Regions from separate parts of the Homo sapiens genome. Here all the other regions are linked to region 2. Evidence: chromatin loops called from intact Hi-C (ENCODE). Cell type or tissue: PC-3. All regions are shown on one strand.

The links. A loop is a pair of places that touch in the nucleus more often than their neighbours do. Peaks named below come from ENCODE experiments on the same cell type or tissue, not always from the same donor. Only the 100,000 strongest peaks of a DNase experiment are listed, where the experiment ranks them.
Region 1: a loop joins it to region 2, with 9 times the contacts of the local background. A loop is called at or near these places in 2 of 110 quality-filtered maps.
Region 3: it touches region 2 in a loop (15-fold over the local background); 35 of 110 quality-filtered maps call a loop at or near these places.

What each region holds. Positions count from the first base shown.
Region 1 is chrX:118,062,608-118,070,607 of GRCh38, reverse strand. All of the region lies in intron 1 of KLHL13 (kelch like family member 13), which reads left to right. Among named protein-coding and RNA genes, the nearest start is that of KLHL13, 50 kb to the left of the region's middle. In PC-3, no CTCF peak of the experiment used is centred here; a DNase peak (open chromatin) is centred at 3,477; H3K4me3 peaks cover 302 bases; H3K27ac peaks cover 2,856 bases.
Region 2 is chrX:118,222,448-118,230,447 of GRCh38, reverse strand. No RefSeq gene overlaps it. Among named protein-coding and RNA genes, the nearest start is that of KLHL13, 110 kb to the right of the region's middle. In PC-3, a CTCF peak has its summit at 4,227 (motif pointing right); a DNase peak (open chromatin) is centred at 4,977; H3K4me3 peaks cover 721 bases; H3K27ac peaks cover 1,187 bases.
Region 3 is chrX:117,993,810-118,001,809 of GRCh38, reverse strand. All of the region lies in intron 2 of KLHL13 (kelch like family member 13), which reads left to right. Among named protein-coding and RNA genes, the nearest start is that of KLHL13, 120 kb to the left of the region's middle. In PC-3, a CTCF peak has its summit at 4,716; a DNase peak (open chromatin) is centred at 4,689.

The DNA.
Region 1 (8,000 bases), 160 kb after region 2:
TCAAGCTTAATTTATTGAGTATACATAGAATATTTCAGCAAGTGGAGAAAATGTCTTATCACAAGTATGGACAGAACATTTATTAAAATTGACCATATACTAGGCCATCAAACAAGTCTCAACAACTAGTGAAAGGACTGAAAATTAGAGTATATTCTCTGGTTACTGTGCAATTATGCTAAAAATATGAAACAACTAAAAATAGCCATGTATGGATATTGAAAAACATTTTTAAACAACACATGGGGTGAAAGAAATCCTAATAGAAATGTAAACTACTTAAAACTGAGCAATAACAAACACTGCATAGCAAAACGTGTGAGGTGCAGCGTAAGCAAAACTTACAGGAAAATTTGTAGCCTTAAATGCTTACACAGCCTTCATCACTTAACGACAGGTATACATTCTGAGAAATGCATCCTTAGGCAATTTTGTCATTGTGTGAATATCATGGAGTGTACTTACACAAACGTATGTGGTATAGCCTACTACACACCTAGGCTATATGGTATAGCCTGTTGCTCACAGGCTACAAACCTGTAATGCATGTGACTGTACTGAATACTATAGGTAGTTGAAACATAATGATCTGTATTTGTGTATCTAAATATATCTAAGCATATAAAAGGTATGGTAAAATATGGTATAAAAGATAAAAAATGGTACACCTGCATAGGGCATTTATCATGAATGGAGCTTGCAGGACTGAAAGTTGTTATGGGTGTCAGTCAGTGAGAAGAGAATGTGAATGCCTAGGATATTATTGTACACTACTATAGACTTTATAAACACTATACATTTAGGCTTTACTAAATTTATAAAAAATATTTTTTCTTTGGTAATAAATTAGCCTTAACTTACTGTAACTTTTTACTTTGTACACTTTTTAATTTTTTAAAACTTTTTGCCTCTTTTGTAATAACACTTAGCTTGAAACAAAAACATATTGCACAGCTATACAAAAATTCTTTTTTTATATCCGTACATATATACATATAATTTCTTTATATAAGCATTTTTCTTTTTTCATGAACTGGAAGAATTAATATTGTTTTTTATTTGTATAAATGTAAGGGGTACAAGTTCAATTTTGGTACATGGGTATATTGTATAATGGTGAAGTCTTGGCTTTTACCATATATATGCCTTTTTCTATTTTTAAAATTGTTTTTTTTTTTTTTTTTTTTACATTTTAAACTTTTTTTTGTTAAAAACGAAGACACAAGCATATACATCAGCCTGGGCCTACACAGGGTTAGGATAATCAATTTCACTGCCTTCCACTTACACATCTTATCTCACTGGAAGGTCTTCAGGGCAATAACGTGCATGGAGCTGTCATTTCCTATGGTAACAATGCTTTTTTTCTGGAATACCTCCTGAAGGGATGTGCAGCTGCTCAGCTCAGCAAAGGCACCAACTCCCAAGGGGGCAATTTTCAGTTTCAGTTCAGGTGAGGGTGTGTGTGTGTGTGTGTGTGTGTGTGTGTGTGTGTGTGACTCTTCTGGATGGCCCTGTTTTCACCAGGATGCAGGGCTCCACCAAAGCGCTGTTTGCTCAGCAGCAGAGTGCAGATTCAGCTCAGGTCCCTAGGGGCAGGGTGCAGGCATGGCTGGGAGAAGATGGAGCTGTTCTGCCAAAGTATGGGTTCCCCAGGAGGGACTGCGCAGCCTCAACTCTGCCTGAGGGGATGGGGGAAGGAGTGGGTGGAGCAGTTCCACCATTTCTTGGCCCCACAGGGAAGGGACAGTTGTTCACAGCTGGACTTGAGGATATAGGGCCACTAAGCAGGGGTGGTTTGAGGGCAGTTTAGTCTCAGGGAAGAAGATGTGCTGTGACTACTCGTACTCATCCTGGGGCAAGACATACTCTAGCATTAGCTCTCAGTGCAGTAGCCCTGTGGGCCACTTGGGGTGGGGCACAGTGTTGGCTTCTTATCTGTGGGGGGAGCACAGCTTTGTGGTCTCTAGGCAGCTCCCTCAGCTGAGCTTAATGCTAGTGAGGACTGCAGGGGACCCCAGTAGTGAGGATTGTAGGTATCCAAAGGGTTGATGGGGGCTGCTGGGATCCTCTTGCCTACCTTTGCACCATAGAGAGAAGTTCCTTCTGGTTCCCAGGTTATCTCACATGGGGGATGGGGTGATGGAGTCCTAGTATTTCCTTCCGTTCTTTATGTGACTCTCCTGAGTTTCTGTGCTCACCAAGGTTTGTGTTACTCCTTTGACGCACCCTGGTGTTCTCCATTAGTTATTTTCATTAAAATATAGCTGTTTATTTGTTGTTTTGCTTGTCTTTATGGAAGGGAGGAGGGCTAGGGGCTTCTAGTCGGCCATCTTCCTCTCTACCCATTGTGCTTTTCTAGTGATACTGTTCTGAAGGCTGGATCCAACAGAAATTGTGTGTGTGCAGAGATGTGTAAATAAGAATGCGATATTATAGTCATGTGTCACATAACCTTTCGGCCAGTGATTAACTGCCTACGAAATTGTGGTCCCATATGATTATAACGGAGCTGAAAAATTCCTATTGCCTAGTGAAGTCAGATCCCTCCTAATGTTGTAGTGCAAAGCATTCTTCACGTGTTTGTGGTGATGCTGGTGTAAACGACCCCACTGTGCTGCTTCTAGTGGTATAAAGGTATAGCAATACTGTTATATATATAGTACATAATACTTGATAATAAATGACTGTGTTACTGGTTTATATATTTACTATACTTTCTATTGTTATTTTAGAGTATATTCCTTCTATGTATACAAAAACCTAACTGTAAACAGCTTCAGGCAGGTCCTTCGGAAGGTATTCCAGAAGAAGGCATTATCATCATAGGAGATGACAGCTCCATGCACGTTATTGCCCCTGAAGACCTTCCAGTGGGATGCGATGTGGAGGTGGAAGACAGTGGTATTTATGATCCTGACCCTGTGTAGGCCTATGTGCTTGTGTCTTAGTTAAAAAAAAGTTTAAAAAGTAAAATAAAAGTAAAAATTGAATAAGGATTATAGAATAAGGATATAAAGAAATACAATATTTTTTACAGCTGTATAATGTGTTTTAAGCTAAGTTATTACAAAAGAGGCAAAAAGTTAAAAAAAATTTAAAAGCATATAAAAAAAGTTACAGTAAGCTAAGGTTATTATTGAAGAAAGAGAAATTTTTTTATAAATTTAGTTTACCTAAGTGTACAGTGTTGATAAAGTCTACAACAGTATACAGTAATGTCCTAGGCCTTCACATTCACTTACCACTCACTTACTGACTCACTCAGAGCAACCAACTTCCAGTCCTGCAGGTTCCATTCATGCTAAGTGCCCTATACAGGTGTACCATTTTTTATCTTTTATACTGTATTTTTACTGCACCTTTTCTAAGTTTAGATATGCTTAGATACACAAATACTGACTATTATGTTACAGTTGCCTACAGTATTCAGTACAGTCACATGCATTAGAGGTTTGTAGCCTGTGAACAATAGGCTATACCGTATAACCTGGGTATATAATAGGCTATATCATCTAGGTTTGTGTAAGTGTATTCTATGATGTTTGCATAATGATGAAATCACCTAATGACACATTTCTGAGTACCTATCCCCATTGTTAAGTGATGCATGACTGTACTTACAATGAGAAACTATTGGAAACTCTCTATGTATATACCAATGGGAAGAATAAAGAATTGTCTCATTGTGTTCATGGGCACGTACCTTAATGACTAATGATTTTGAGCATCTTTCCATATATTTATTTGTTATTCCATATATCTTTGAGTATGTGTTCAGATTTTTGCCCATTAAGGAAAAAAACTAGATTTTCTTTCATTGTAGAGTTGTAATTTTTTTATTGATTCTGGATGTAAATCTTTCATCAGATGTGTGGGTTGCAATTTTTCTTCCTGGTTTGTGGTTTGTCCTTTCATTTTCTTGGTAGTCTTTCTCAGAACAAAATATTGTAATTTGATAAAGATCATTTTGTCAGGTTTCTCTTTCGTAGATCATGTTTTTCATAGCTACAAGATCTTTGCCTAACCTAAAATCCTGAAGATTTTCTTCTATCTTTTCTTCCAGAAGTTGTATATTTTTGGGTTTTATATTTAGATCTGTGATCCACTTTGAGTTAACTTAAAGCAAATAAGATTTATTTGCTAGGAATACTTTTATTTGTTTAACTCATAAAATAAATATGTTATGAAAATGTGTTACTAGGAGTTATTGCCTCCAGTTGGTATTTTGGAAGCATGGGATTGTTAGTGACATTTAAGCTCTTTTGACCCTGGCCAGAAGTTAGAACTATAGTTGATTTCATAATTTAGTGACTTAAAAGTGTGTAGTATCTGGAGCAAATCGTTTCATGAAAGAATACTTACCAATATTTATTTTTACTATTTTACCCCTGTAGTTCTGTTTCATTAAAAATAAACACTTGTCCTGACCCACTAAACAGATTTCATGTCTCATGACTGGTTCCAGATAATTTAAAAAGCATACTGGCTTAACTATCTTCCTGAATTGGAACTCACAATCTTCACCACCTCCACTACTAAATAAATATTACCTGTCATTACCCTTTTCTGTCTGCTTTGTAACAATTCTACTTGGTTTTTCTCTAAGCACAGTTTAATTTTTGTTATGACTTTACAAATTTTTAGATAATATACTATCAGCTATGTTGTCAGAAAAAAAACAGTAAATGGAGTAATAGAAGGAACTTATTGTGATACTGTAGAATTTTAGTATCTATTAAAATAGCGATGTCCAGCCCTGGAGGAGCTATAACTCTTCCGTATTTGTGTTTCATTACCTATTCCTGTCTTAGTTGAGTTTCTTTTACTTCTATGTAGCAGAAACACACTGGAGCTTGCTCTAGCCTAATGGAGCCTAGGGAGGCCAAGGGCAGGAAGCTAGAAGGGCTCAGTAACTTTGGAAGCTATTCTTGCTTCTTGTATCATTTGTGTTCCAGGCTACGTTGGCTCTGTTTCTTTTTATGTGAGTCCTTTACACCTCTGTCTTTCTGAAGACTGGCTTTCTCTGATTTCTCTGTGCATATGACTGCCCTGAGACCCTGGGATTACTTCTGGCCAGACTAGAATTGCTCTGCTCCAATTCCCAGGAGAGATAGTATATATAATTAGTTTAGGACAAGTTCCACTTCTGGTCTAATCAGCATGGCCCAAAGGTAGTTAGATTGGAAAGAACAACCCATGTTTGCCTTGTGGGTAGATGGTATGCAGTTCTCAGAGACTGAGAAGGGTGCTGGGTCTACTGCAAGTTCACAAAATGCTGGTTGGTATACATTTACCTTTTAAAATGAATTTTAATTAATTTGGTTTTCAGAATGTAGAAGTTTATAAAAAGTTCATTGTATATTAAAAAAGACTGAGTTAAGGATTACAAAACTAGAAAAGTCACACTGACATCAAAGGATGACTATTCTTTTATTACTTTCATGTTAAAAATAATTAAGCTTATATAACAAATTTAGTCAAATATATTGACCACAGAGTACTCTTTATTTTCAAAGGTGGTAGTCATCCACATAGTGAACGTCTTGTCGATCCAGCAGTTGAAGGTGTTATAGGCTAAAGAAAATTAATATTTAAAATATTAGACATGCATTACAAATTTACCTCTGAAGAGTTTTCATTTAGATATATTAAAATTCCAAGTTGTAGGGAAGGGAAGATATGAGACCCAACATTTATTGTGTTTCTGCCTAGTCAGTCAGTTAACATATTTTATTTCATTCAGACCTTATAGCCACCCTTTGAGAAGTAGGCGTTGTTATCCTAGAAGCAGTGAAGAAATTAAAACACACAGAAAACAGCTAGCAAATATGTAGTGAGGCTAGCATTTAAGCTCAAGTCTGTGTGACTCTACAGTTTCTTCTCTCTTCACTCTACTGTTTGGGGGTATGAAAGTATATTTATTAAACTTTTCTAAAAGAGGCTATAAGTAGGACTATACAGAAGCTATTCAGTTCATTTTCTTGTCTGTGTGCTTAAGACAGTCTCAGTGTCAAACATATGATAATCATTTCTCCATATCTGGAGCAAAAAGAGAGTCATGTCAGTTACCTAATGTTAGTCACTTAAGCACATGGATTTTTTAGAGGTCATTACAGTGATAAATCAATATTTTAAAATAGCAGTGGCTTCTTCAGTTTGGAGAGAAATGTTTTTTAACCTTATATTCTAAACCTTAATGCATGCTAAATTGGGAATTGGAGGGAAAAAGGGAAAGCTGACCTTTCTTTTTTAGTCTGAACAAACAAGAAGAGGAAAGCAAAGACTGGCTAAATAGTATAAGGCAGTATTTTAAGCTTTCCATGTTTATTCACTTGAAACCTGTTATTTTTCAAAAACACATTTTTAAGTGAAAAATCAGAAAATATATATGCTTTAGAAATTATTGTTAAAGACAAATTTTGTAACATAAATGCTTTATGTAATAGTTACATAAAACAAGTTTAAGTTGTCTGGTATTGATGATATAGAGGAAAAACTATCCTTCAAATATTTGTGAATTTTACCTGTGAGTTAATGATGGTTTACCTTCTAATTTATCAACCTAAATGGCCTTGTCCAATACAATTAAAATGAACAATTATTTGGTTTATTGTAACTTCAGACTTAGTCGGAAAAAAATATATAACAGCTGCTAGGGTGTAATTGCTAAAATAACTATAATAATTTTTGTCTCTGCATGGTGAAGAATATGCATTAAGACTTTAGCAAAAGATAAGACTGTGCTCTCTTTGTAAGTAGTCTGATCAAATGTGGCTCATGACTTAAAATTAATTTGATATAAAGTAAATCTAGCTTAATTCTTTATTAAGAATTCACAATGACCTTTTTGAAATAGAGGAATTTGAGATGAGGATGAGCTAGATGCTCCAGAGTTCACATTGCTGCTACCCTTTAGGGCATAAAAGGAGCAACCAAAATCATGCTATTTTAGTTCTTTAATAGTTTGGCTATTCCTTTACAAGCTATCTTTTCTAGGGACAAACTAATATAGCATGACATACTTTAAGCATCAAACATAAAAGAGTTTTGACCAAACTGCTCTCAGCATTTCTGTTCTGAAAGTACCTAATTAAAAGTAACCCTGAGTTACTGGCCCAGATATTGGCCCAGTGTAGGGGAAATGAAGCCCACTTAGAGTTAATGGGTTGAACCAATTGTCCTCTGTAGTTCATTTCAGTACCTCTAATGTTTTTCTCATTGGTAAGCTTTGAGACAGGATGGGAGCTTATTAGTGACACAGTTTTCTTCTTCTGAAGCTAAACTCTTGGTATTGTGATCTTTTGACCTTTTATTCGCTCTAACTTCTTGATTCCCTTTTTCCACTCCTCTAAAGTACAGCACATATACAGGTTCATTGATGTACAACCAAATTTTACTGTAGTGGTGAGCATGGTTTATGGATTTAATTAATTGACCTATTAGTGAAATCCAGCTTATTGGCAGTCTTTCACGATTGAAATTCTAACTAGTCTCTCTGCATATCTATTTAGATCATCCCTTAACCCCAATGCTAGGCTGCTGCTAGGTTAGATCTGAAAGCACTACCGGCAGTCAGTTTTGCATATTCAGTTAATTATTTGGTTTCTTATAAACCACTTCTCTATTTTTTTCTTTTACTTATTCTTTGCTTCCAATTTCTTGGCTACAGTTTCTTAGTTCTGTTTGCTGTTTAGTCAGAGGACCAGTAGAAAAGAGCATTTTCCTTTTCCTTTTCACCAGATTCAGGGACAGTTTCTGTGTTCTCCTGGTTCAGGTCTCTGTAAGTCACCATATGTGGCTTTCAACCCTGTCAGACGTTGACCTTACCCTTTTAAACATTTTGTAGCAGTTTGTTTAATTAGTGGGAAATAGAATTCATAGATAGTGTGACCTACTTATATACATATAACAAAATCAATACCATGATTATAATATAAAGAATAAATAAATATAATTTATAGTGAAACTGTACGTATTTCAGGATATGACTGTGAGGG
Region 2 (8,000 bases):
TCTCTATTAGAGATTTGATGTATGTAAGTTATAGCTTTATTTTCATCATCTTTGGTACATGTATCCATGCACTTTAAAAACTATAAATTGTATCAAATCTTTTCAGAAGCAAGTGCAGTACAGTGTATAAATAAGTTAAAAATAAATAAATAAGTAAATAGATAAATAAACCAGACATTTTGTAGCATGAAGTGATGTTTACTTAAGTATTTATCATATGTACTTGCCACTCAACTAAACTGTTACTCTTCCCTTGGGCATCTCAAACTGTAGAAGGGTATTTTTTATCCTTACTCAGTTTTTACAGGCTTCTGTGTCTAGAATGGGGCAAGAAATTTTCCTCTCTTCTCTTTTTTTTCTTTTTTTTGAGGGGGAGGAGGGGCAGTTGTTGCTCCTTTAAATTTGGACTCTGTCATTATCAACTTATCTTCAGTCATAGAAAGTTTGTTTGATGCAAGACAGTATCTTGTCAGAGGGGAGTGTTGTGAGTTGGCATAAACAGCTTGCTTCATGTGTCACCCTAATTCCCAAAGGATTACTGTTGCAACAGGTGATTTTAAGCACCAATAAATAGATAGAGGAAGCATGAGGGGGATGAGAGCCTGGGAAGCTGGCAGTAACAGTTAGTCGGTGGAACAGACTAAGGGGAGGAGAACCGACCAAATATGTGTGTGTGTGGCAGAGTGGTCCAGGTATGGGGCTAGGCCAGAACTACATTCCCTGAAATAAATAGCTAAATAATAGAAGAGAATAAACCACGTTCAGACAGAGTATTTCCACCTTTCAGTTTCAGCTCAAGATCAACTTCCGAGTTGAGCTTCCCTGTGTCTCTCCCAGCCCCTCCTTCCCAAGGCAGAAATCATCTCTGCTTTACATAACATGATATAGCACATAATTCACACCGCTTTTAAAGCACATACTGTTTTTTTACTGCATTTGTAGATGTCTGTCCTTCTCTCCTAGAATGTATGTCCCTTGACAACAATTTATTCACCTTTATTGCTTAGAGGCCCAGCTCTATTCCTGGACTGCAGAGTTGTAAGTAGTTGTTTGCTAAATAATGAATGCCATGATGAGGAATAAATAGGGCAGACTGAATCTATTCTGCCTATTCAGTGTTGATTGGCTTCTCACACTAATGGGCCTGACTATTGGCCTATAAAAGAGTTGGATACCTGGGGCCAGGCATGATGGCTCACGCCTGTAATCCCAGCCCTCTAGGAGGCCGAGGCGGGGGGATCACAAGGTCAAAAGATCGAGACCATCCTAGCCAACATGGTGAAACCCAGTCTCTACTAAAAATATAAAAATAAGCTGGGCGTGGTGCGCCTGTAGTCCCAGCTACTCAGGAGGCTGAGTCAGGAGAATTGCTTGAACCCGGGAGGCAGAGGTTGCAGTGAGCCGAGATCATGCCACTGCACTCCAGCCTGGCAACAGATCGAGACTCCATTAAAAAAAAAAGTGTTGGATACCTGGAAACCATAATTTCTCCCATTTAAGTTATCCCAGAACTCAGGTCTCAAACCTTTTAGACTGTGCACAAAATGAAGTTTTCTCCTTTGGGGTGGCTAAAGATATCTTGGTGCTTTGGAAGCTGTGACCCAGGTGTCTTGATAGGCATTAGGCTTTGGGGAAGGAATGTTGCTTTTCAGACCATTTTCACACATACTTACTGAATAACATGTCAAGGAAAAAGTGAAATGGCCCCTTCCTCATATCTCCATGTTGACCTCACTTCAGTAGGGATGACAGCTTTTGTTTTGTCAGGCCTTGCCAAAAGCTCTATTCAGTGAGAGCTTCCTGTCCTGCAGAAGTTGACTTTTTCTTACAATGGGACTGGTAACTTAACTTGGTCTTCCTGATTGTTATTCTTCAAGTTTGCCATAAACGCTATCTCTCTCTGTGGCCACTCTGGTCCCCATTGGATGAATCTAGTCCACACTTCTTTCCCATTTGGTTGAAGGGCACAGCATTCTTTTTTTTATCTCTAGTGCTATTTCACTGAAAAGGTGTGCAATGGAGGGGTAAGGGTCTTGTGAAAGGAACTTCCTCAAGAGGCAAGTAAATATCTCCTCGCACAACATTCATCTCCAGAGTCACTGTCTCAGGAGCAAAAGGTTTTTGTATTTGTCATAACATTTCTAAAGATCTTAAAAATTTCCTCACAGTGAGCCAGCCGTCTGTACTTTCATGAAGGAGACTGTTGGCCGTGGGTATTCCTGGCCTCTCCCCAATCAAAACTTCAAGCCCTTAGCCTTTCAGGCATTCACACTGTCTCCTTCCTCTGACTTATCAAAATACGTTTGCAGGAAAGAATCTTACATAGATCATTTTCTTTTCAAAATTATGTATATATTTATTAGAGACAGAGTCTCACTCTTTCAACTAGGCTTGAGTGCAGTGGTGTAATCATACCTCATTGTAACCTCAAATTCCCGGACTCAAGAGATCCTACCATTTCTGCCTCCTGAGTAGCTGGGACTGCAGGTGATTGCCACCATGCCCACCTAAGTTTTTCATTTTTTTTTGTAAAAATAGGGTCTCGCTATGCTGGCCTAGGCTAGTTTGGAACTCCAGGCTTCAAATGATCCTCCTGCCTTGGCCTCTCAAAGCACTGGGATTATGGTGTGAGCCACTGCACCCAGCATAGGTCATTTCATTATTTGCATTAGGGTTCAATGTCATCTTTTTCCAGAATTATTTTCATATTATCTTACCTCCATTTGTTGAATAAATGGCTTCTTGCACCTTGCCTTTTCTCCTTCAAATTCAAGTATTGAAAAATAATTAGATTGGCTGGATGTGGTGGCTCACTCCTGTAATCCCAGCACTTTGGGAATACAAAGCAGGAGAATTGTTTCAGTCCAGGAATTCAAGACCAGCCTGGGCAACAAAGCGAGACACTATCTCTACAAAAAAAATTAGGGAAAAGCATCACATTGTACACCTTAAATATATACAATTTAATTTGTCAATTATACCTCAATAAAGCTGGGGAAAATAAATAATTAGGGGAGATTGGAAATTAGGTGGTAATTCTCCGGGTGTCTTTATATACCACTGTATACTCCATCTAAGTGCCCAGATAAATAAAAGATCTAGAATTAGGAGCCAGATTTCCTGAACCCCTATATAATGCCCAATATACCTAAAAAATATTGAGTAACAAACACATCTTCTAGGGGCTAAAGATCATTTTCTCTTGCAGAGCAATGCCTCTGCCCCCGGAAATGTTCTTATAATTTAATTGATCATTGCAAGCTGGACATTGATCCGAGACAAACAAATACTGTCGTGTCATTGAAGGTTGGGTCACTGACTAAGATATGTATCCTGAAGTATGAAGGTGGAGAAATGGAGCCAGGAGCCAAGGAATGTGGGCAGCCTCTAGAAGCCAGAAAGGGTGAGAAACTGTATTTTCTCTTAGAGCTTCCAGAAGGAATGCAGCTGGACTGACACCATGATTTTTTAGGACTTCTGACCTCAGAAGTGTAAGGTAATAAATGTGTATTGTTTTAAGCCACTGAGTTTGTAATAGTTTGCTCCATCAACTACAGAAAATGAATACAGAATCCATGCTTTTCATCACCAGGCCTTGCTGTCTTGGATGCCTACAAAAAGTGAGTCTGTGGAATTACGGGGTCATCCTAAGGAAAAATAGAAAAACATGGCTGTAGGCCGGGCATGGTGGTGAACACCTGTAATCCCAGCACTTTGGGAGGCCAAGGCAGGTGGATTGCTTGTGGCCAGGAATTCGAGACCAGCCTGGCCAACATGGCGAAACTCTGTCTCTACTAAAAATACAAAAATTCGCCGGGTTTGGTGGTGCACGACTATAATCCCAGCTACTCTGGAGGTTGAGGCACGAGAATCACTTGAACCCAGAAGGCGGAGGCTGCAGTGAGCTGAGATCATACCATTGCACTCCAGCCTGGGTGACAGAGTGATATCCTGTCTCAAGAAAGAAAGAAAGAAAAGGAAATAAAAAGAAGAAGAAAAAAAGAAAAACGTTGGGTGGATATGACAGACCAGTATGTATGTGTAATTCAGTAGGGGTTTAGTTTTGCTTTCTACCTTTAAACATGATTAAAAAAAACTTTGATCATTTTTGAAAAGCATATGAAAGACAGAGAGAGAGAAATATCCATCATACTCAAAATTAATCCTTTGAAAATATTATAATTACTGTGGTATCTGGTATCCATCCACTAGATGTCAGGAGAGACAATGTCAAGGCTCCTACTCTGCTTCAACCTTCTACTCAGGTAGCATTCCTGATAAAACTGAAAAGCAAACCATTGTAGAAACCATACGATAATTTACATGTAAAATGCAGACAAGGTACAATAAACATTTCATATGACTTGGTTTTGGAATATATGTGTGAAAATCTAGACTTAGTCTGTGGTCTCATGAGACCAAATATAGCCAGCTCTTTTAAATAGCTTATGGTGGCACACGGAGGGCATTCTGGGTATTTCCCAGTGTCCTGTGGCTTACCCTGTACTTTTTGAACTTTTGAATAACACCTCACCCAGAAAGCTTCTCAGCAGTCTACCCACCACAAGGGAATTTGCTTTACTGGTTTTGCGTTAAGTTGGATCATTTTTGTGGCTCTTCCTAAAACCTGTTTCTGGCTGCCTTCTTAGTGTTCATTTGAGAGAAGCCATTGTGTCTTGAGTGATATTTAATTTACTTATTTAGAAGGTTTATGTAATTTTCCCTAGATCCTGTCTGTTCACTGTTCTTAAACGGATCAGCATGGCTCTGATTGACTACAGTTTCCCTTTTAAATCAAATTTCTTTTGGTTTGCTCCTGGGGCAAAATGGGTGGGTCTGTTAGTGGAGCAGTGAAGGGTAAGACTGTAATAAAGATCATAAATAACAAAAGTTAAAGTCAATGATGTTGTCAGATGACTCATCTGCATGGCATTGGCGTCAAGAGAGCAGAAAAGCAGTGAGAAATAAAAGCAACAACAAAAAAAGGAAAGGGCTTCTTGCTGAACTGTGGGGCGTGTGTGTGTGTGTGTGTGTGTGTGTGTGTGTGTGTGTGCTGGGCCGATTCCCAGGGAAGAAAAGTAGTCACTGATTCTTCTGTGGCATACCTGACCACAAATTGCCCAAGACTTCCCCTTGGTTATAGACAGAGCTTGAATCCCCTATCAAAAAATTGGACCAGAGCTTCTAATAACGTGATCGTATCCCAATACAATGGAAAGTTGAATTTTTATTGTTACCTCCTTAATTCCTCTTATTATATCTCTGTCATTAGTGTCAGGAGATTTTTTCAGGTAACATACTTATATTCTTTCTTAAGGTACAGTATAACTTTTTAAGTTTTCTTCTTTTTCTATTCATGAATCTTGGTTGAATGTTATTTTATATTTGTAGGGCTATGTGGGTTTTCTTCTCTCCTAACTTACAGATGCTCTCAGATCATTGTTTAACTTTGATAGCTTAACATTCTCTTTCTATATTCAAAAAATCAGTGACCTTGCCCTCTATCTGCCGGCTTAAGCTTTCATACACTGATCCAAAGCTTGTTGGAACATGGATATTTTAAACTATTACTCTCCCATATATCTACTTTTTAAGGGATTTTTAAACTTTCATCACTTTTAAATAAGTTTTGAATAACAAATACATGCATATGGTGCAAATCCCAAGCAGTAAAAATAAGTAAATACATTTAAAAAACTCAAAAAGTGAAAAGTTGTCCTTCTATTCTAATCACAGCCATTCGATTTCCTTCCCCAGGGCAATAACTACCACCAACTTGTATTTATTTTCCAAAGACATTCTAAGCATTTACACAATACAAATAATAACATACTTTATACACTCATCAACACTCAACTTTTTTCATTTAGCATTATTTTGGAGGTAGTTCATATCAGTACATGTAAAAATGCCCAATTCAATGTATGGATGAGCCATAATTTGTTGACGGACATCTAGATGGTTTCAAAGTTTTTGCTATTACAAACATTGCTCTAATGCCTATTTTTGTAAAGGTCTTTTTGTATATATGGGAGTATATCTGTAGGTTAAATCCCTTGAATGGAAATTGCTGGGTCAAAGGGTGGGTATATTTTTAATTTTGATAGAAATTACCAAATTGTCTCTATTGCAATCAAAATAATTATTAATCCCATCAACAATGTATGAGGGTGCCCATTTCCCCACACTCTTGCAACAGAATGTGTTATTTTTATCTTTCTTTATCTGATACATATTGTAGTTGTACATATTCTAGATTTAGTTTGCACATTTATGAGACTGAACACATTTCATATGTTTAAGAGAAATAGCTATTTCCTTTTTAAGTGAATTATCTATATTTATCCATTGTCTAATTTGTAATTGGGTTCTTGGCCTTAGTTTTATTGATATGTAGGGGTCCTTTATATATTAAGGAAACTGGCCGTTTGTCTGTAGGGCGTGTTGCTATTTTTTCCAGTTTGTCTTTGATTTCCTGATAATGATTTTTTGTGATACAATTTTTTTAGATTATATAGTCAAATTGATCAATCTTTGCTTTTATGGCTTCTGGGTTATATGGCATCTTAGATCTTTCCCACCCTGAAATTATAAAAAAATTGCCCACGTTTTATTCTAGTATTTTTATGGTTCTGGTACTTCAGATTCAAATATTTAATCCATTTGGTATATGGCATGAGATTTAATTTTCTAAATATACTTTAAAAATCATTATCTTTCCCTCATTATGTAAATATAGCTGCACATTATAAAAATTTTAGAGGTACCAAAAAACTAAAAGAAAGAAAAATTATCTCTCATGTTATCACCTAGAAATAACTACTGTTAACTTTTTTGTAATTCCTTTTTCTTTTTTTCTATATATAGAAACTGCTTTTTTCTTACAAAACTAGGGTCATGTTTATATATAGGGTCATATTATATATATAGTTTAGTATTCTGTCCTTTTTTCAACTTAATATTGTATCATGAGAAGATTTCCCATGTCAAATGTGCTCACTCTTGAAATAGAAACACTTGTTGTCTATCTGGGCCTGTCCATCTGCATCTGCAGTTGATCCTTGAAGAACAGGGGTTTGAACGGCAAAAGTCCACTTACATGTGGCTTTTTTGTTCAATCAAATGAGGAACAAAAGTATTTCTGGGATGCAAAACTGCCTTTGAGGAGGACCAACTTTTCCTATATGGTGGTTCCACAGGGCCAACTGTGGGACTTGAGTATGCAAGGATTTGGGTATATGTAGGTGTCCTGGAATCAATCCCTCATGGGTACTAAGGGACAACTGTATTTTAAGGCTTAGTTTGAAAGCTCTGGAGGGATAGAAACTGTGTCTGTGCAAATGGTTACGACTAGCGTTTGGGCATTCCCGTTTTTTGGTGGGCACCCAGTAAATGCTTACTGATAATGTCATGCTTTCCCTTCCATCATTCTAATCTGTGATTAGAAGTTAAGTACAGAGATACTTAATTTGGGACCAGATTCCATTCTTTATATAATGCTCCAAGAATAAATCACAGTGTTGCATGTCAGGTAAATATTCAATAAAATTTTGATCTAATACCATCTTTACACTGAACTATACCAAATCATTATTTTCTGTGAACAATTTTACCATTAAGTTTATACCTCATTTAATTAGGTAATCATGTAATAATTAAACAGACAATGCAAACAGACTATGATGGGAAAAGATTTGATTTCCAATGAGGGATTAATGCAAGCCTTCATGGAACAAGTGACATTTGATATGGGACTGGATGGAATTTGACAGAAATAGATATGGGAAAGGCAAGACATTTCTGGCAGAGGGGATCAAATGTGCTAGAATCCAGAAGTGAGTATATACCAGACATTTTCAGTAGATTGTCAGTAGTCCAGTTTGGCTGGTGCAGAGGTTACATGAGTGAGAATAGGGAGAGGCTAGGTTTACAAATTAGCTTTGTAAATGCAAAGTTTAACCAAGGCTTTGAAAGACAGACTAAGGAGTTGATACTTAAAA
Region 3 (8,000 bases), 230 kb after region 2:
CACTGCAACCTCTGCCTCCCAGGCTCAAGTGATCCTCCCACTTCAGCCTCCTGAGTAGCTGAGACCACAGGCATGTGCCACCATGCCCAGCTAATTTTTCGTATTTTTGGTAGAGACACGGTTTCATCATGTTGCTGAGGCTGGTCTCGAACTCCAGAGCTCCAGCAATCCACCTGCCTCAGCCTCCCAAAATGCTGGGATTACAGGTGTGAGCCACCATACCTGACCCTACTGGTGGCTTTTTCTTCCATCTTGTCCAGTGTTCTGACAATCAGGATTTAGCCTTGTATACTCATGTTCATTCAATTGCATTAGTTCTTTAAAAATCGTAGAATCTTTTCAGTTAGATTTGGATTAGAGTTGTAGGTACTTTCTGATTTGTTCACTTTAAGCAGTTCAAGGAGAAAACAATGAAAAATTTTGTTGTTGGATGGATATCACATTGGCTCTTTTGCTGCTTAAATATCATCTATCCATGGCCTGCAGGAGCCATAGAATATCTTAACTCGTTGGGGTCCTATTACGATAGTCCTGCCCCAGACTACGAAAAGTTTCCAAAGGTCATCTTTTGAGTTTGAAGCCATCTGAGTAGAAAGTTTTCTAATGGCAGTGGTTCCCAGATGCCAGTTAGTTCATGGAAGCTGGTTTGTTATGGATATTGTCACAGGTCTGCAGTGATGTATGAGAAACAACAGTGTAGTGATTATCTACCAGAAAGCTAACTTTATTGATTACAAAGGACCATCCTTTATTCTGAGATTGTTCTTTACACTTTTTGCTTGTTCAAATGCTCTTTTGTCCTTAATTTAATGAAATTAAATTTACGATGTTAATCAAGGACTGTATCTGTATCTTTATATGAAACCCTTGAGACAAGATATGTTTCAGAACTTACATTCTTTTTGGATTTTAGAAAGGTAGCAGTCTGTATATCCTATATTACATAACAGCCCCAGCAGGGTTTGAGGTGACACCCCATAATCAGTTACAGTAATGTTACTGCAGTGAAATATAAGAATATTTATACTAAGTGAGAGAAAAAGCCTGTGAATAGCCTCATGTCAGTTCAGGTCAAGCTTGACTGCCAGATGAGTTCATATCAGTTCAGATTTTGCTGCCAAATGAGTTACAGGCAAGAAAAAATTGATTTCCAAGTGTTTGAATTTTGAAATTGTGGATAAGGGGTTGCCTTTTAAAATGTCCTTACTTTGTAAAATAAAGTTGAGTATCCTATGTAGGACCCCAAAATGTTTTTGAAATTTCATTGGTCCACAAAATCCAAAACTTGGGAAACAGCTCTTGAAAGCTATTGAAGTGAGTATAACATTACTGTTACACTCATCCCTAGCCAATAATAATTTTCCTCTCTATTTTGTTTGCAAGGAAATACATTGCTGTTGGTTATAATCTTTGGATGTTGTAAAAATCTCCAAATATACTTTTAATCAAAGTAGATTGAAATTAAGTTTATCTTGTAGCAATTTTAGGACGCTGGGGCAGGAGAGAAGGTTGCAGCCTGAATCCATCCACAATTCCCAGTGATGGATTAGGATTCTGTGATAGGGATGGGTTCTAGCTTGACAAGTCCTCCCGGCTGCATTTGTTTGGCCAAATAGATTAGTGAGGAGATTGGTCTGTTTTGGGTAAGGGCAATAGTAAATACCTATGTGCACTTAGGTTAACTGATTAATCTTTGGCATTTGTAGCTTAGGTTTCTATCCATCAGATGGGGTTAACAGTTCCCATCTCACAAGTATGAAATGAGTTAGGAGCTATGGAAGTACTTTGACAATGAAGATCACATTAGCATATAAAATAATAATCTTAAAGAAGAAGTTATGTAGTATGAACTAATAGAATCAAAACAACACAGCTGCACAATTCTTGTCCTAGTAAATTTGTCTAGAAAGTAGACTTGGTAAAACAATTATTTGACCTAACTGGGCTATAATTTGGCTCTTGCTTAAAAACAGTATTTCTCCGTTCTATGTGCCAGTTATTTATTTATTGGCCCTCAGCTTCAGATTCACCATGTGTTGCCTGCTCTGTGAAAATGGACCTGAACCTTTTGTTTTCTATTTATTTATTTATTTATTTATTTTTAATAGATTTTTTAAATTATACTTTAAGTTTTAGGGTACATGTGCACAATGTGCAGGTTTGTTGCATATGTATACATGTGCCATGTTGGTGTGCTGCACCCATTAACTCGTCATTTACATTAGGTATATATCCTAATGCTATCCCTCCCCCATCTCCCCACCCCCCAGCAGGCCCTGGTGTGTGATGTTCCCCTTCCTGTGTCCATGTGTTCTCATTGTTCAATTCCCACCTATGAGTGAGAACATGCGGTATTTGGTTTTATGTCCTTGTGATAGTTTGCTGAGAATGATGGTTTCTAGCTTCATCCATGTCCCTACAAAGGACATGAACTCATCCTTTTTTATGGCTGCATAGTATTCCATGGTGTATATGTACCACATTTTCTTAATCCAGTCTCTCATTGTTGGACATTTGGGTTGGTTCCAAGTCTTTGCTATTGTGAGTAGTGCCGCAATAAGCATACGTGTGCATGCGTCTTTATAGCAGCATGATTTATAATCCTTTGGGTATATACCCAATAATGGGATGGCTGGGTCAAATGGTATTTCTAGTTCTAGATCCCTGAGGAACCTTTTGTTTTTATCTTTTTTTTGTTTTGAACCTTTTGAATGGTTGCTTCCATTACCACCTGACACTGAAGTTTTGTCAGTAGAGGGTGCTGGAAAGGCACATCAGGAAGGAAGTACTTTGACAATGGTGACCACTTTAACATATCAAATCATAATTTTGAGGAATAATTATATGGTACAAACTTGTATAGTATTTATATGTTCATATAGTTGTTTATATAAAATTTATATATTTATATAGTTGTTATATATAATATGTATAATTTACATAGCATTTATATGGTTTTGCTTCATGGTTCCCTGTGTGCTTGCTCAGCAGGCTGTTTTTTGAGCATCTTCACCAGTGCTCAGCTTCTTTACCCAGTGGTCAGTAGCTTCTCATGGTGCCCCCAGAGACAGTTTTATAGCAGAGTATTTCTGGTAGGACACTTTCCAGAAGGTGTATTTTGAGCATGTCACAAAGGGTGGGTTTCTGACAGATTCCAGCTAATGAGCACCACAGCAGCTTCTCTACCCTTCATTGTGCTGTGGCTGTGCCCTCTCCAATAATGTCTGGATCTCAGCCTTGAGCAGAAGTCACTTTCTTTGGTGCTCTTTCTCAGCCCTAGGGGTAGTTGCTCCTGATATCTGTGATTCTTTGATTCTTGTGTTTTTTTTTAGAATCTCTTTACTTATTACTAGCCAATTTCTCATTACTCCAATTTCCTGTTATTCCAACCCTCTGTCATAGTTAATAATTTCTTATGTACAACTCTCCCTGTTCAAATTACTATGCGGTTTCTCTCTCCTGAGTAGACCCAGACAGTTGCAACCAATTAAAGATCTCTCTGAGCCACCATGTATCACTGGCAAGCCAATTCTTCAGAGATGATATCGTTGTATCTGTAGTTGAAAAAATTCAAATATCTTTTAGGGAAATGTCTCAAAATCCAATGAAGTTTAGCTGTTCTTCCCATGGGGTTTCTGTGTACCTATGTATTTGTCTCTCTTTCTCTATCTTCATGTCCCACCACCTTAACTGTGAGTTCTCACTCTTCTCTCCTTCTCCATCTATTTGCCTTCATACACTTAGTTTCCAACCCCAGCATTGCTTTTGGCTTCCCTGCGTCTCAATTTCTGTCTTGGTGAGGCAGCGATATAAAAGATCATAAATTAATGAAATCAAGGACATGAAAGTGCTTTGTAATTAGTAGAGTACCATACAAAGTGGTGATATTACTTGTGTTTATTAAATAGTTTTCTCTTCTATGTTTTCAAATGTTCAATTATGTTTTATTTTAAGAGCTTTGTGGGTGCCTTCAGGGGTACTTACAAACTAGTAAAATAGATACATCAATACATAGAATTATTAGACAAGACTGAATGTGCTGGGTGCTAAAATAGGGGAACAAATGAGGAAACAGGAGCCCTGAAAATTAGAATTTAATTGTGGTCTGAGGATTCATGGATTATTTCCAAGGAGAATCATCTGACCTTGAAGGACCTTACCTGCAATTTATTAAATGTTTGTGGCACAAATGAGCCTTGCAATACGTACTTTACATATATTCTCATATTGAATCTTTACATTCATCCTTATATTCTTAAATTATTTTATGTCTTAGACTGATTTCAAAATATTTTGCTTGAAGACAGATTTTTGTTCATTTGTTTTATTTTTAATTGAAACTTACCTCCAGTTATGTGTGAAAACTCAGTGGCAGTAAAATCTACAAGATAGAACATTATGTTGCTTTTCAGGTATTTTCTATTTTCATATTCATTCATGGATACCTACATTTTAAAAGATGGTTGAACACTTTTCACCTGAGAACTAGAGTAAATATATGATAATCTCTATATTTAAAAAGGGAAACGTTTTGTTTAAAAATTGATGACTCAGTCTCTTTTTTTTTTTCCATAAGAGAGTGTGTCAGTAGGCTTCTAGGAGATGGCATACTTTATGAAAAAATGTAGCATACTATTTAAATTAGAGGTGGTTACGCTTTGAATGCAAAGTATCCTGTCAAATCACAGGATGAGTGCATCTCCCAGTGGAAGATGTTGCAAAGTGCAAGTGAGTATGAGTCTTCCCGAAAGCATTTGTCTTTATAGCTTGGATTCTATGAGATGCCCACCAAAGACACTTAATTTTTTATCTTAGAAAGTCAAGATGGATGAGTCTTCAGATTTATTAGGAACCCTTCTTTAGTTTTGAATATTTTGTGATGAATCCATACTTTATCTTTTTGCAGATGAGATGGAAATGTCCTGTTTCTTTGGCAAATAATATGTGAGCATAGCACATGTAGCTTTTTTTTTTTTTTTAAATAGGCTATGATTTGATCAGTGTTTTCTGAAGTATTATGTGCGTGCTACTGGTGGTATATGTACCCGTAGAAATAGACAGACTAACACAATTTGAATATATTTGTTACTTATTTTAACGCTGATTAGGAAAAAAAGCCTGGTATATCACACTTGTCATTTCTTAGATACTACTGAAGTTAAGACTATGCAGGTAAAAACACCTCACCCAGACCAAGTGAATTACTGGTGCAGTGTTCAGGCATGCCCAAGAATGTATTGCTGCATTCTTTTCATAGATACAGCAACACTCTACCAGAAAATAGTAGTATTTAAATATACAAAGTATTTATAACATACATAATTGCAAATTGGAATCGGTTCTATGCTCTTTTTTTGTTTTGTTGTTGAGGTCAGTATGGATCAATGGATAAAAATTGAATTTTTAAAATGTAAAGGTGCAGACTGTGAGGGAAATCTTATTAGGGGATGATTTTGATGAAGTTAGTCATGTAGCTTTAGACAAACTTGAAGACCAAATTTAGCAAACTGTCTGAATCATCTGCTACTGTTACAGAAGGACCAACTGCAAAGAAAACAACTATCACACAAATTTGATGAAAGTATTTGAAATTTGTATTTTCATAAGTATGATGAGAATGAACCTCTTTCCTTGTATGTCAGATGTGTAGAGACACACATTCTGGTGTGAAACCTTTCAATCCTGTGCTTTTTTGAAACACAAAGTGTGCTATACAAAGTCCACCTGAGAGGTTCCTTAAAAAGTTGAACATAGAGTTATCATATGTTCACCCAGAAATTCAGAAACTCCTAGGTGCATATCCCCCCAAATTAAAAACTAGTACTCAAACAAATGTACACCCATGTGCAGGGAGGGACTATTCACAATACCCAAAGGTGGAAAGAGCTCAAATGCCCATTAACTGATGGATGGGTAAATAAATTGTGGTATGTACATATAATGGAATACTCAGCCATATAGTATATTAGAAGTATCAGTACTTCTAATATACTAGTAAATGGTGGATGAGCCTCCAAAATATTATGTTAGTGAAAGGAGCCAAGCACAAATGATTAGATACTATATGATTCAATTTATGTGAAATACTAAAATAGATAAATCCATAGTGACAGAATGCAGATGCAAGGGGCTAGGGGCAGGGAGGAGAGAATGGGGAGCAACTGCTTAATGGGTATGGGTTTTATTTTGGAGTTGATTAAAATGTTTCACAACAAGATAGAAGGGGGTGGTTGCGCAACATTCTGAATGCACTGAATGCCACTGAATTGTTTACTTGATAGGTGCAGCAAACCACCATGGCACATGTATACTTATGTAACAAACCTGCACATTCTGCACATGTATCCTGGAACTTAAAGTAAAATAAAAAATTAAAAAAAAATCACTACTTTTATCTTATGTGGATTTCACCTCAGTATGGAAAAAATAAGACTTACCCAGTAGTGTGGTATGTGTGACATTTTATGGGGAATAGGATGATGTTAGGTTGTGCATAAGCATTTCTTATTACAGGAGTTAAGTATGTATTTTTACAATTGTCTTCTTTTTATGAGAAATTATTAGTTTCCTATTTGCAGTAATAAGTTTTCCTTTAAAGATAAATGTAAGTTTTAAAGAAAAAATAAGATGGTACTGATATGACACATGAAGGCAGTTCACAAATGAATGAAAAATGGCAGCTTCAAAGAGACATTTTGTTTTATGTTCAAGCCAACTAACTTTAATTTTTATTATGTTATTATTATAATTATTATTGTTTTAGAGACAGAGTCTCGCTCTATTGCCCAGGCTGGAGTGCAGTGGCACCATCATAGCTCATTGCAGCCTTGAACTCTATGACTCAAGTGATCCTCCCACCTCAGCGTCCCTCACAGGCATGTACCACTACTCCTTGCTATTTTTATTTTTTATTTTTTATACAGATGAAGTCTCACTATGTTGTCCAGGCTAGTCTTGAACTCTTCCCACTTCAGCTTCCCAAAGTGTTGGGATTACAGGCGTGAGCCACTGTGCCTGGCCAATTTTTAGTGAGAACATATTAGACACTAGTTGCTGTTTATGAAAGTTGAACGAGATGTGACTTTTGCCTTAGGAAAAACTTCCAACCTAAAGGTGATAAGCCAAATCTATAAATAATTCAAGGAAGAAGCTGAATGTGCCCAGTGAGACTGGAACAGAGGACAAACAGACTGAGGCCAAGACCAGGTACCTGTTTGGTTTGATTACCAGTACCATTTCAGAAAATGCTAGAATAGGCTTCTGGGTGTAGTGGCTCATGCCTGTAATCCCAGCACTTTGGGAAACCGAGGATGGAGGATTGCTTGAGACCTGGAGTTCAAGACCAGCCTGGGCAACATAGCGAGACCCCATCTCTAAAAAAATAAAAAAATTAGTGGGCATTGTGGCAAGCACCTGTAGTCTCAGCTACTCAGAAGACTAAGGTGGGAGGATCACTTGAGCCCAGGAGTTCGAGGCTGCAGTCACCTATAATCACACTACTGCACTCCAGCCTGGGTGACAGAACAAGACCCTGTCACTAAAAATGGGAAGGAAGGAAGGGAAGAAGGAAAGAAGGAAGAGGGGGAGGGAGGAAGATGCTAGGATATATAGGAAGAAATTAAACTAAACTCTATGTACAAGTGCAAACAAAACCCCAACTTAATATTGGCATTCGTGGTTGATGGAAAGATGGGAGTTGGTGGGAAACCATTTTAGAGCAAAATTTGCTTTTGAAATTAGAAACAGGGAGAAAAATTACTTAATAAATGCAGCAGGCCGGGCGTGGTGGCTCACGCCTGTAATCCCAGCACTTTGGGAGGCCGAGGTGGGTGGATCATCTGAGGTCGGGAGTTCGAGACCAGCCTGACCAACATGGAGAAACCCCGTCTCTACTACAAATACAAAATTAGCCGGGCGTGGTGGCACATGCCTGTAATCCCAGCTACTCAGGAGGCTGAGGCAGGAGAATTGCTTGAACCCAGGAGGCAGAGGTTGCAGTG